2 separate regions of the Homo sapiens genome follow, and region 1 is linked to region 2. A link is a contact called in ENCODE Hi-C or POLR2A ChIA-PET data. All regions are on one chromosome and are shown on one strand. Each heading gives the region's core, a stretch centred on a gene start or an enhancer-like site at or near the end of the contact. The rest is flanking DNA. Distances are from core to core; before and after follow the strand shown.

Evidence for each region. Hi-C counts contacts between places; a loop is a spot of excess contacts on that map. ChIA-PET counts read pairs that join two places held with the same protein, here RNA polymerase II (POLR2A). Pooled maps may share reads with other maps.
Region 1: a loop to region 2 is called in a map of CD14-positive monocyte, with 3 times the contacts of the local background. The contact joins two enhancer-like sites. A Hi-C loop is called at or near these places in 12 of 168 maps with a recorded cell type or tissue (CD14-positive monocyte, CD8-positive, alpha-beta T cell, HepG2 and 6 more), 2 of 37 single-sample maps with no recorded cell type and 17 of 50 pooled maps. POLR2A ChIA-PET finds 5 or more read pairs at or near these places in 19 of 52 experiments (AG04450, BJ, CD4-positive, alpha-beta T cell and 15 more).

The regions. Positions count from the first base shown.
Region 1 is chr17:29,678,474-29,683,509 of GRCh38, forward strand. All of the region lies in intron 6 of SSH2 (slingshot protein phosphatase 2), which reads right to left. Among named protein-coding and RNA genes, the nearest start is that of SSH2-AS1, 41 kb to the left of the region's middle. Within about 2 kb of position 3,763, at least 7 of the 41 ENCODE cell types and tissues checked have a DNase peak (open chromatin) inside an H3K27ac peak, as active enhancers do; they include CD14-positive monocyte, CD8-positive, alpha-beta T cell, OCI-LY7 and 1 more, where a contact is called at or near this core.
Region 2 is chr17:29,720,428-29,725,794 of GRCh38, forward strand. All of the region lies in intron 3 of SSH2 (slingshot protein phosphatase 2), which reads right to left. Among named protein-coding and RNA genes, the nearest start is that of SSH2-AS1, 84 kb to the left of the region's middle. RefSeq lists a silencer at 3,250-3,349. Within about 2 kb of position 2,409, at least 21 of the 41 ENCODE cell types and tissues checked have a DNase peak (open chromatin) inside an H3K27ac peak, as active enhancers do; they include CD14-positive monocyte, CD8-positive, alpha-beta T cell, OCI-LY7 and 1 more, where a contact is called at or near this core.

The DNA of each region.
Region 1 (5,036 bases), core at 2,513-5,012, 41 kb before region 2:
GATTTACTTAACACCAGAACACACTCAATAGTCTAAAAGGCAAAGGGAATTAAAAAATGTAAAGAAGTAATTGTTAATAGTTTGTGATCAAGATAGGCAAAATAGACATAACAAAACTTAAATCAATGAAACACTGCTTTGTGACTGTGCACTGAACTAGCACTGCTGAAACACAGTTAATAGAAATGTCAACAACCAAGAAAAGGGTAGCCCTAGTATGGTATTTAAAAATACTATTTCTTTTTTTTTTTTTTTTTTTGAGACAGAGTCTCCCTCTGTTGCCCAGGCTGGAGGACAGTGGCATAATCTTGGCTCACTGCAACCTCCACCTCCTGGATTCAAGTGATTTTCCTGCCTCAGCCTCCCGAGTAGCTGGGATTATATGCATGTGCCACCATGCCCGGCTAATTTTTGTATTTTTAGCAGAGATGAGTTTTTGCCATGTTGACTAGGCTGGTCTCAAACTCCTGGCCTCAGAGTGATCCACCCGTCTCAGCCTCCCAAAGTGTTGGGATTACAGGCATGAGCCACTGCACCCGGCCTAAAATGCTATTTCAATCTCACATTAGCCCAGGAAGGGCTTTAAGTTAATGGAAGAGGTTCGTACAGAAAGCCATGGACCCCTGATTGTATGCTCTATCACATCTCTTCTCTGGGAAACAGTAACCTACCCTAGGCTACTGCCACTATCTCTCCTTAACGCTGCTGTAACTGCTTTCCCACTCTGGCTAGTCTCCGAAAGGCTTCCATGATGCTCCATGCCAATCTATCTAGAGCGGAAGCATGGTGTACTAGAAAGAATCTGGCATAACCATACTGTGGAAAAGCACAGTATGGTTAAGAGCTCTGGAACCTGGGTTCACAGTATGATTATGGGCTCTGGAACCTGGTTTCTTGCACTAACTGTATAATCTTTTTTTAAAATTTATTTTTATTTTTTTTTTTATTTTTAAGATGGAGTTTCACTCTTGTTGCCCAGGCTGGAGTGCAATGGTGTGATATCGGCTCACTGCAACCTCCACCTCCTGGTTCAAGCGATTCTCCTGTCTCAGCCTCCTGAGTAGCTGGGATTACAGGCATGCACTACCACGCCCAGCTAATTTTGTATTTTTAGTAGAGATGGGGTTTCTCCATATTGGTCAGGCTGGTCTTGAACTCCCAACCTCAGGTGATCCACCCGCCTTGGCCTCCCAAAGTGCTGGGATTACAGGCGTGAGCCACCGCGCCCAGCAACTGTATAATCTTAGGCAAATTACTTAACTGTCTTGTGCCTTAATTTCTTCATTTGTAAAACTGGGATAAAAATATCTTCTTCATTGTACTGTTTTGAAGATTAAATAACAAATAAAAGAGTAAAATAGTGTCTAAGTGCCTAAAATGTAATAGTCATTACCATTTATTGAACATCTACTATGCCAAAAGATCTGGGATTGATTTCCTTCAGTATTACAACTTTTTTTTAAACAAATTATTTAACCTCTCTCAGCCTTAATTTCTTCATCTTGAACTGTGAATAATAAAACCTATTCTCATAGATATAGGTATAAAGACATAACATACTTAAAATAAAACAATATATGTGAATATACTGTCCTGTAAAACAAATGTTGAATATGAATCTGTAATGGGTGCTCTAATATATCTGAAAGTGATTGGGGGAAGGGGAAACCATTATGCTTTAAAAACAACATAATGAATACCAAACTTTAACTGTTAGTCACTGCAGGGTTAAAGGAGGCTAGCCCTTAGTTGGGCTTTCCACTACACTTGCTGGCCTGTGCTGCTTAACACCTTAAGAGTGATTCCAGGCCAGGCACGGTGACTCATGCCTGTAATCCCAGCACTTTGGGAGGCCGAGGTCAGGAGTTCAAGACCAGCCTGGCCAACATGGCGAAACTCCATCTCTACACTAAAAATACAAAAATTAGCTGGGTGCAGGGGCAGACAGACACCTGTAATCCCAGCTACTCGGGAGGCTGAGGCAGGAGAATCACTTGAACCTGGGAGGTGGAAGTTGCAGTGAGCTGAGATTTGCGCCATTGCACTCCAGCCTGGGAGACACAGCAAGACTCCCTCTCAAAAAAAAAAAAAAAAAAAAAAAAAAAAAGAGTGATTCCAGAGCTCAGGAGATTCAAATCAAGACTGAAACAGCTTATCCACATTAGAACCTGGACCTGAACAACAGAAACACAGCTACCATGCCAGAGTCCAGGAGCAAGACAGCTCTACCACAAGTTTTGTTGAGTAGATGAGATGAGCGCACAAAAAAATTTGTTTTGAAAACGGCTTCCCAAGATGAAGTGGGGATAGTTTTACAGTAGCTTTTTGTTTTGTATTTAGTGAGTGCTTAGCCAGGTTCTTAGCAACAAGTATAATTTTGAGTATAAATATGGTGGGTTGGTAGCCCAATGACAAATCTAGAAATTAACTATATAAAAAGATACAGAAGCTGCAAAAGAGTGTGATCTATAAGCTTGTGACCAGATTTTGGTTAACCTTTGGACAAGTGACATTGATATACAGGAATCGACATTACATTTTTGGCTTGTATTCAGGCCAGAGTGCTTTTTTACATTAAGAAGTAGCTTTTTCAGCAGGGCGTGGTGCCTGTAATCCCAGCACTTTGGGAAGCAGAGGCGGGCGGATCACGAGGTCGAGATAGAGACCATCCTGGTCAACATGGTGAAACCCCGTCTACTAAAAATACAAAAATTAGCTGGGCATGGTGGTGTGCGCCTGTAGTCCCAGCTGCTTGGGAGGCTGAGGCAGGAGAATCGCTTGAACCCAGGAGACGGAGGTTGCAGTGAGCTGAGATTGCACCACTGTACTCCAGCCTGGCCACAGAGTGAGACTGTCTCAAAAAAAAAAAAAAAAAAAAAAAAAAAAAAAGTAGCTTTTTCACGCAACAGGAAGGAAAGGACTGAATAAGGCACGCTTGGTATTTTTATCCAGGTTACCTCAGTCTCTCAAGATTTTTCTCCATTTAAGTATAACTACTTATTTTAGTAAATATTCAATTCATTCAATAAAAATTTATTTAGTGCCTACTATGTACCAGACATTTCAAGGTGTTAGGGGTACAAAAAGAAATGGAAAAAAAAAACCCCAAAAAACCATGAAGCTCTATTATTTTATAACTTAAAATATGTTACACTTTAGAAACCAAGATTATGCTGCATATTTAAAAAATTATTAAAATATAACATAATACTCAAAGAACTTGTAAATGGGCTAAATGAATTGGCTGCAACGTATTATTAAGAACTATTTGTACTTGTCATAATCTGGGTTCCACTTTGGCTTAATACTATTTTGAAGCATTAACATTTACATTCTCAGATATGAAATGATACAAATTCAAATTCCTTCAACAACAACTGAGACAGAAATGATTTTAGATTACCTGAGCATCTGAGACTTCTTACTGTCCAAGGAACTCATTAAAGCAGAGGATGTATGGGAATTTCATAATAGCAAGTTTAGCAAACAGAATGAAAACTAGTTTCTAGCTTTTCATGTTTTAAGTTTGTCTTCTATAAACTATAATTTCCTTTGGCTAGTGACACTGGTCAGATATGATTCAGACAGGGCCATTGGCAAAAGATAGATGTAATTTACTGAGTATAAACTACTGGATACCTATATTAATATGCATTCTTTCTGGTAAAGTTTAGGACAAAGTGAAAGAGAAATGATTAGACATGTGCTTGCTCATATTCTGGGTCAGGAGAATCTGCAGTTATTGTCTTCTGTCTCTAGGGGAAGATTCAATTGAAGCTTCATGAGGTTCCTGTTCCTGTTTTATAGGGTTTTCAAGGGAGGGGGTCAGGGAGAACTGAACAAAGGAAATATGAGCTAGAACAGTGCTGTCCAACTGAACTTTCTGCAAGAATGGAAAATGTTCTATACATGTACTGTCTAATACGATAGCCACTAGCACATACGGTTACTGAATACTTGAAATGTGACTAGTTAGAACTGAGGAATTGAAATTTCATTTAATTTTAATCTATTTAAAAAGACACGTGCATGCTGTATGCAGTGGCTCATGCCTATAATCCCAGCACTCAGGAAGGCAGAGGCAGGAGCTCAGGAGTTGAGACCAGCCTGGGCAACACAGAGAGACTGTGTTCTTCACAAAAAGGAAAAAAGAAAAGAAGAGAAGAGAAAAGGAAGGAAGATGAAAGAAGGAAGGAAGGCAGGCAGGCAAGAAGGAAGGAAGGGGCACATATGGTTAGTGGCTACTATACTGGACAACACAGATCTAGAAAGATTAAAAACCTAAATTAGAGGTCCTAAAATCCTAATGAATGTAAACAAGGTAGGTGCTGTTATAGGAAAATGCTTACTGAAAGCTCTGTTGCTTAATCAGAAGTTAAAACCATGCAGGAGAAATCTTCCTAAATCTGGTTTACAAGCCTGTGTAAATTCAGAGCCTACAATTAAATGCTGTTAAGTGGTATACAAGCTAATAACTTTGGCTTTGGGAATTCCTGTGAACCCCCAAGTCATTTTCAGGTTGACTTCTATATAGGAATAAGGTAAACATTGGTTTGGGAAACTTTCTAGTGACAAAGTGATTTTTTCCCCTCAACATCAGGAAAATTAGAATCATTCCCAGGCTCCTCCTCTCTTTGTGGCTAAATTTCCCTAGGCCTGGGTCACACCCCTAGCTACCCCATAGTTCCATTCTAATCCTGAACCAGGAAGTCAATGCTTTGAGACATCTGGCAGGATTTCCTGAGGCTAATTATCCACAGCGTAAAGATCTGCTTAGCAGCCACATTCCAAAGTCTTCCGAAGGTTTCTCCAGAAAAAGTGGGAAAAATAAAAAAGGAAAGCAACAAACCTTAAGGACACACGAAAAGGCCAGGTGTTGTGTGTCATCTTTCATCATAGAATGTAAAGTACAGCTAAAGCCAAAGGTACATAAAAAGTTCTGCTTTGAGTTTAAGGAGCCATCCCGTACCACCCCATCCCCGCCCCGCCCACCATCCTTTTTAACTCAATAGAAGGAAAAAGGAGGCATAGCATTT
Region 2 (5,367 bases), core at 1,159-3,658:
TGCCAGTAGGACCTCTTAAAAGTTCCTCAAAGTTACTAATTCCCAAATATTAAACCACGGGGAACAGAGAAAGGCATGGTAAAGTATGTTGAATCTCTTTTAAATCTACTGCCTGGTTTTCTCTACTATCGCTGGACTGCCTGACTTTTTAAAGTCCCTGGACAAATTCTTCTTTTCGTAACTGTTTAAATGCATATTACAGATCCCTTGGGCCATGCACTAATGCACAAATGAAATCTAGGAGGGGCACTGCTGCCAGTGTTAGGTTCTGACACTTGCAAAAGCAGTTAACTTTTGTTAAAAAAAAAAAATTAACGATGATGGAGGAGGAGGAACAGGAGGAGGAAGAGAAAAAAATAGCAAAAGGCAAAGTCCAAATGACAATTTAAGGACCTGTCAAAGAAAAGGGAAAAGAGAAAGCAAGTAGAAGTCACTGTCCTTAATTACCTCACAATTTTTCACCCATCCAGTGTTCTCTGTTTCCTAGTCTTTTCCCCTTACAGAATCACTACAGAATTGTAACACCATTACAGATGAAAAATTCACTCTACTGGTTTCTTGCAAATTTAATTTATTAAGCTTTCTTGATGTCCAATCCAATGTTTAACAGTTCAAATTCACTAAATGCACATTTTAAAGTAAATTTATGAAGACGCAATGATCCACAGCTCTTGGGGAGCTGGGGACAAAGAGATCACACAGTAGTATTTTGCAGTACTCTAGAGTGGGATGTGAAATAACAATAATTCCAAACATTTTAGTTAGGGTTTAGAAAAAGAGGAAAATAACCTAATCAAAATGATCCAAGAGTAAATTTAACTTTCATATGTGTTTTAAATGTATCAGAGAAAAGAAGTTAAGATTCATTATATATTTGCTCCAGCATAGAACGGACATTGCAGTATAATCCTACACTTGTTCCCTGGATTGCTTTTAGGTTTTGGTCGAGCTAGGTCCTATAATCTACCCCAGTGGCAACTCAGGACCCAGGAAAACAAGGGAAAAAGGAAAAACTTTTAACCACCGGCTTTACTACTAAAGGCAAAATTTCTCTGCAATGATTGGAAGGAAAGCTAGAATTCTGAGGGTCTTTTGTTTTCTCACACAGTAAGACAGCTAGAAAAGCTGTATGTAAATCCTGCAGACTTCCTAAGTCATCAGGGGACCCTAGACACCACAGGTCCAACCCTTCAAATGTCTAAGTATTGGGGATTACGGTTTCTGAAAGGAAGGTGGCTGAAGATATTCAATAACAAACTTTCTACCAAAACAAGGAAACATGGTCCATTTTGTTCTTTTTGTCAAACAAGAAAGGGAAAATGATGAGGAGGCATGGATGTGTCCTTATTCACCATTAAGAAGACAAAGGGTGAGACATAACAGCTCTGAAAAGGGAGACGACCAGTTACAAGTGAAACACTATTACTAACAAGATTAGTCAGGTATTAGAAGAAATGAGGCTTGCAACTCAACAAAGGGCAGAAAAGTATAGACATGTCTTTTTTCTAAATGAGACTGTCCTTGGGTGGGCAGGGTAATGTTTCTTGAAAGTCAATGTAATTTGTAAGGCCGGATGCAGTGGCTCACGCCTGTAATCCCAGCACTTTGGGAGGCTGAGGAGGGTGGATCACGAGGTCAGGAGTTCAAGACCAGCCTAGTCAAGATGGTGAAACCCCATCTCTACTAAAAATACAAACATTAGCTGGGCATGGTGGCCGGCACCTGTAATCCCAGCTACTCGGGAGGCTGAGGCAGAGAACTGCTTGAACCCGGGAGGTGGAGGTTGTAGTGAGCCGAGATCGCGCCACTGCACTCCAGCCTGGGCAATAGAACGGGACATTATCTCAAAAAAAAAAAAAAAAAAGTCAGTGTAATTTACAACAGCAGTTTCTAAATATTAAAAAAATCCTTCACACATGTTATATGTCTTACTTTTAAAAAGTTGGATCTCAGCCATACTCTAGAGTACTTGGGTTTCAAAAGTCAGAAAGGAAAATAAAAATAAGGACTCATCGATGGAGTACTGATAAGCTGCAATGTCCTTTGAGTAACTCAAGACCAAAAACCAAAAGATAATGCCAGGAGAAAAACAGGGAAGTGGCTAAATGACAAAGTATCTGAACTTCTGCTTAAGACAAAGGACACAATTACGCAAAAAGCTATGCACGGGAAGATAACATGGCAGGAATGAAAACAGCTATCAATAAGGATAGTAATATTGTGGGTGATTTTTTTCTTTTTGAAAATTTTCTTAAATTATGTTATTATACTGTGTTTTCAGTTTTTAAAAAGGACCGAAAAGTGGGGAGGGGCAGTACAGGAAAACACACCGTGGGAACAGAGTCAAGCACACAGATGGTTTGCGTAAGCTAAATTTTCAGACATCTGCCTTTGTGCAAGACTGGAAAAAGTAGAGCTGCTGTCAACAAGTTCTCTGCAGTGAGAGAGGGGTGGAGCCTGAGAGAAAGTGAACCGTGAAGAAACCAACAATCCGAAGCCACAGGGCTGAAGAACAAATAATTTCTTAGATTAAGTTCCTCATTTATGAGCTACCCCTCTTCCCAAAATGCTTTGCCATCGGCAATGTCTACTACTCAAATAAGGAGACCTTAAGCTGCCCATATGTCTCCACTTAAGTGACTGAGGTTCTCTGTCAGTAGCACTACTTAGCTCTATGCAAGATATCCCATCTCTGTGGGCAAGATATCCCATCTCTGTGGGAGATGAGATATGGTACAATATACTGTATAAAAATCTGGGTGAGATGCAAATGGCCCCAAACCTCCCTTCATTTTCCAATTCCAAATAAAAAAAAGCTTATCATGTACAGAAAACTCATGTAAAAGCAAAGACAATACAGTTGTTCATCTGCTCTACTGCCTTGCTTTGATATATGTTTAACTTTATTTCTGTTTAGTTAAATGAATACTCCTAGGCCTATATTGTTTGCTCTTGCATGTAAGGCAATGAAGGGAAATTGCCATTCACACTGCTTTATATAGTGCCCAGTGTAACGCTATATACACAGTGCTTAATGAATGTGATCTGAAAATGGCAATAGGGAAGCTGAAGACTCAAGAACACTTTGGAAGATAAGAAAGTATGGAAGATATTACAAAACCTCTTCTCTGGTACATGTGAAGAACGGGAAGGTAACATGGCAGGAATGGAAATGGCCCTAAGTAAGGAACTTAACATTGTGGGTAATTTTTTCTCTTTTTGAAAATTTTCTTTAATGATATTATTCTGTGTTTTCAATTTTTATAAAGGACCAAAGTGATTCTGGGGTGGGGGGTAGGGCAGCTCTTCTGGCAGGTGAGAAAGCCCACATTTGTCATACAAACCACAGGAAAGGCCTTATTTGTTCTTGTTTGCAGCCTTTAATCAGGCCTCATGCTAGGGGGAACTTCTTCCACTTGAAAAATTTACTTGCAAAGTTCTATCTGGTGTTCTGTCTTGAACTTCCCTTTTCTGAGAAGTTGGGTGTATTGTATGGGATACTCCCATACATCTACCTTCTGGGCAAACTGACTACAAAAGATGTGGGAAATCTCTTGTTCAGGCACAGTAGCCTCTCTTAGGTCCTATATAAGCTCCTCTTCCTGAATTCTCAGTCAGTTAATTCCACATAGTTCACAGGACCCACATTTTCCTGTTGGTGACAGCAAAAGCTACAACAGACCAAATTATAATTTAATCAACTAGATACAGATTTTAACTCAAAGGTGTAATACATGCAAAACAGAGGAAGGTGCCTATTCTTTCTGTACTCATATAATCTAACTGAGGTTTTAAAATGTGGATGTCAGAACCTATTCTAGCCGGGCAGGGTGGCTCACACCTGTAATCCCAGCACTTCGGGAGGCCGAGGTGGGTGGATGGCCTGAGGTCGGGAGTTCAAGACCAGCCTGACCAACATGGTGAAACCCCATCTCTACTAAAAATACAAAATTAGCCGGGCGTGGTGGCACATGCCTGTAATCCCAGCTACCTGGGAGGCTGAGGCAGGGGAATCACTTGAACCCGGGAGGCGGAGGTTACAGTGAGCCAAGATTGTGCCATTGCACTCCAGCCTGGGCAACAAGAGCAAAACTCTGTCTCAAAAAAAAAAAAAAAAAACAAAACCCTATTCTAAGGACCCAGATTACCAAATCTTTTTTTTTTTTTTTTTTTTTTTCAAAGAGACAGAGTCTCGCTCATTGCCCAGGCTGGAGTGCAGTGGTGCATTCTCAGCTCACTGCAACCTCCACCTCACGGGTTCTAGCAATTCTCCTGCCTCTGCCTCCCGAGTAGCTGGGATTACAGGCGCATGCCACCATGCCCAGCTAATTTTTGGTATTTTAGTAGAGACAAGGTTTCACCATGTTGCCCAGGCTGGTCTCAAACTCTTGAGTTCAGGCAATCCACCCACCTCGGCCTCCCAAAGTGCTAGGATTACAGGTGTGAACCACCGTGCCTGGCCGTTAATTTTTTCTGAAGGTGTTCTAGTTGATTCTGAAACTCAGTTTGGTTTGAAAACTTTTCAAGAATACATCACAGATTTTCATTCAACAGGTATTTGTTGAGAGCTTATTATGTAGCAGGTCCCATTCAAGGCACTGGAATACAGCAATGAACTTTTATAAAAGCCAGGGAATCGGCCAGGCACGGTGGCTCACGCCTGTAATCCCAGCACTCTGGGAGGCCAAGACGGGCAGATCACGAGGTTAGGAGATCGAGACCATTCTGGCTAACATGGTGAAACCCCGTCTCTACTAAAAATACAAAAAATTAGCCGGGCATGGTGGTGCGTGCCTGTAGTCCCAGCTACTCAGGAGGCTGAGGCAGGAGAATTGCTTGAACCCAGGACGCCGAGGTTGCAGTGAGCCAAGATTGCACCACTGCACTCCAGCCTGGGCGACACAGCAAGAATCAGTCTCCAAAAAAAAAAAAAAAAAAAAAAGCCAGGGAATCCCATTACTGGGTATATACCCAAAAGATTCTAAATCATTCTACTATAAAGACACATGCCACATGCACATGTATGTTTACTGCAGCTACATTTACAATAGCAAAGACTTGGAACCAACCCAAATGCCCATCAATGATAGACTGGATAAAGAAAATGTGGCACATATACACCATGGAATACTATGCAGCCATAAAAAAGAATGAGTTTATGTCCTTTGCAGGGACATGGATGAAGCTGGAAAACATCATTCTCAACAAACTAACACAGGAACAGAAAACCAAACACTGCATGTTCTCACTCATAAGTGGGAGTTGAACAATGAGAACACATGGACACAGGGAAGGGAACATCACACACTGGGGCCTGTCGGAGGGCTGGGGGCAAGAGGAGGGAGAGCAGTAGGACAAATATCTAAT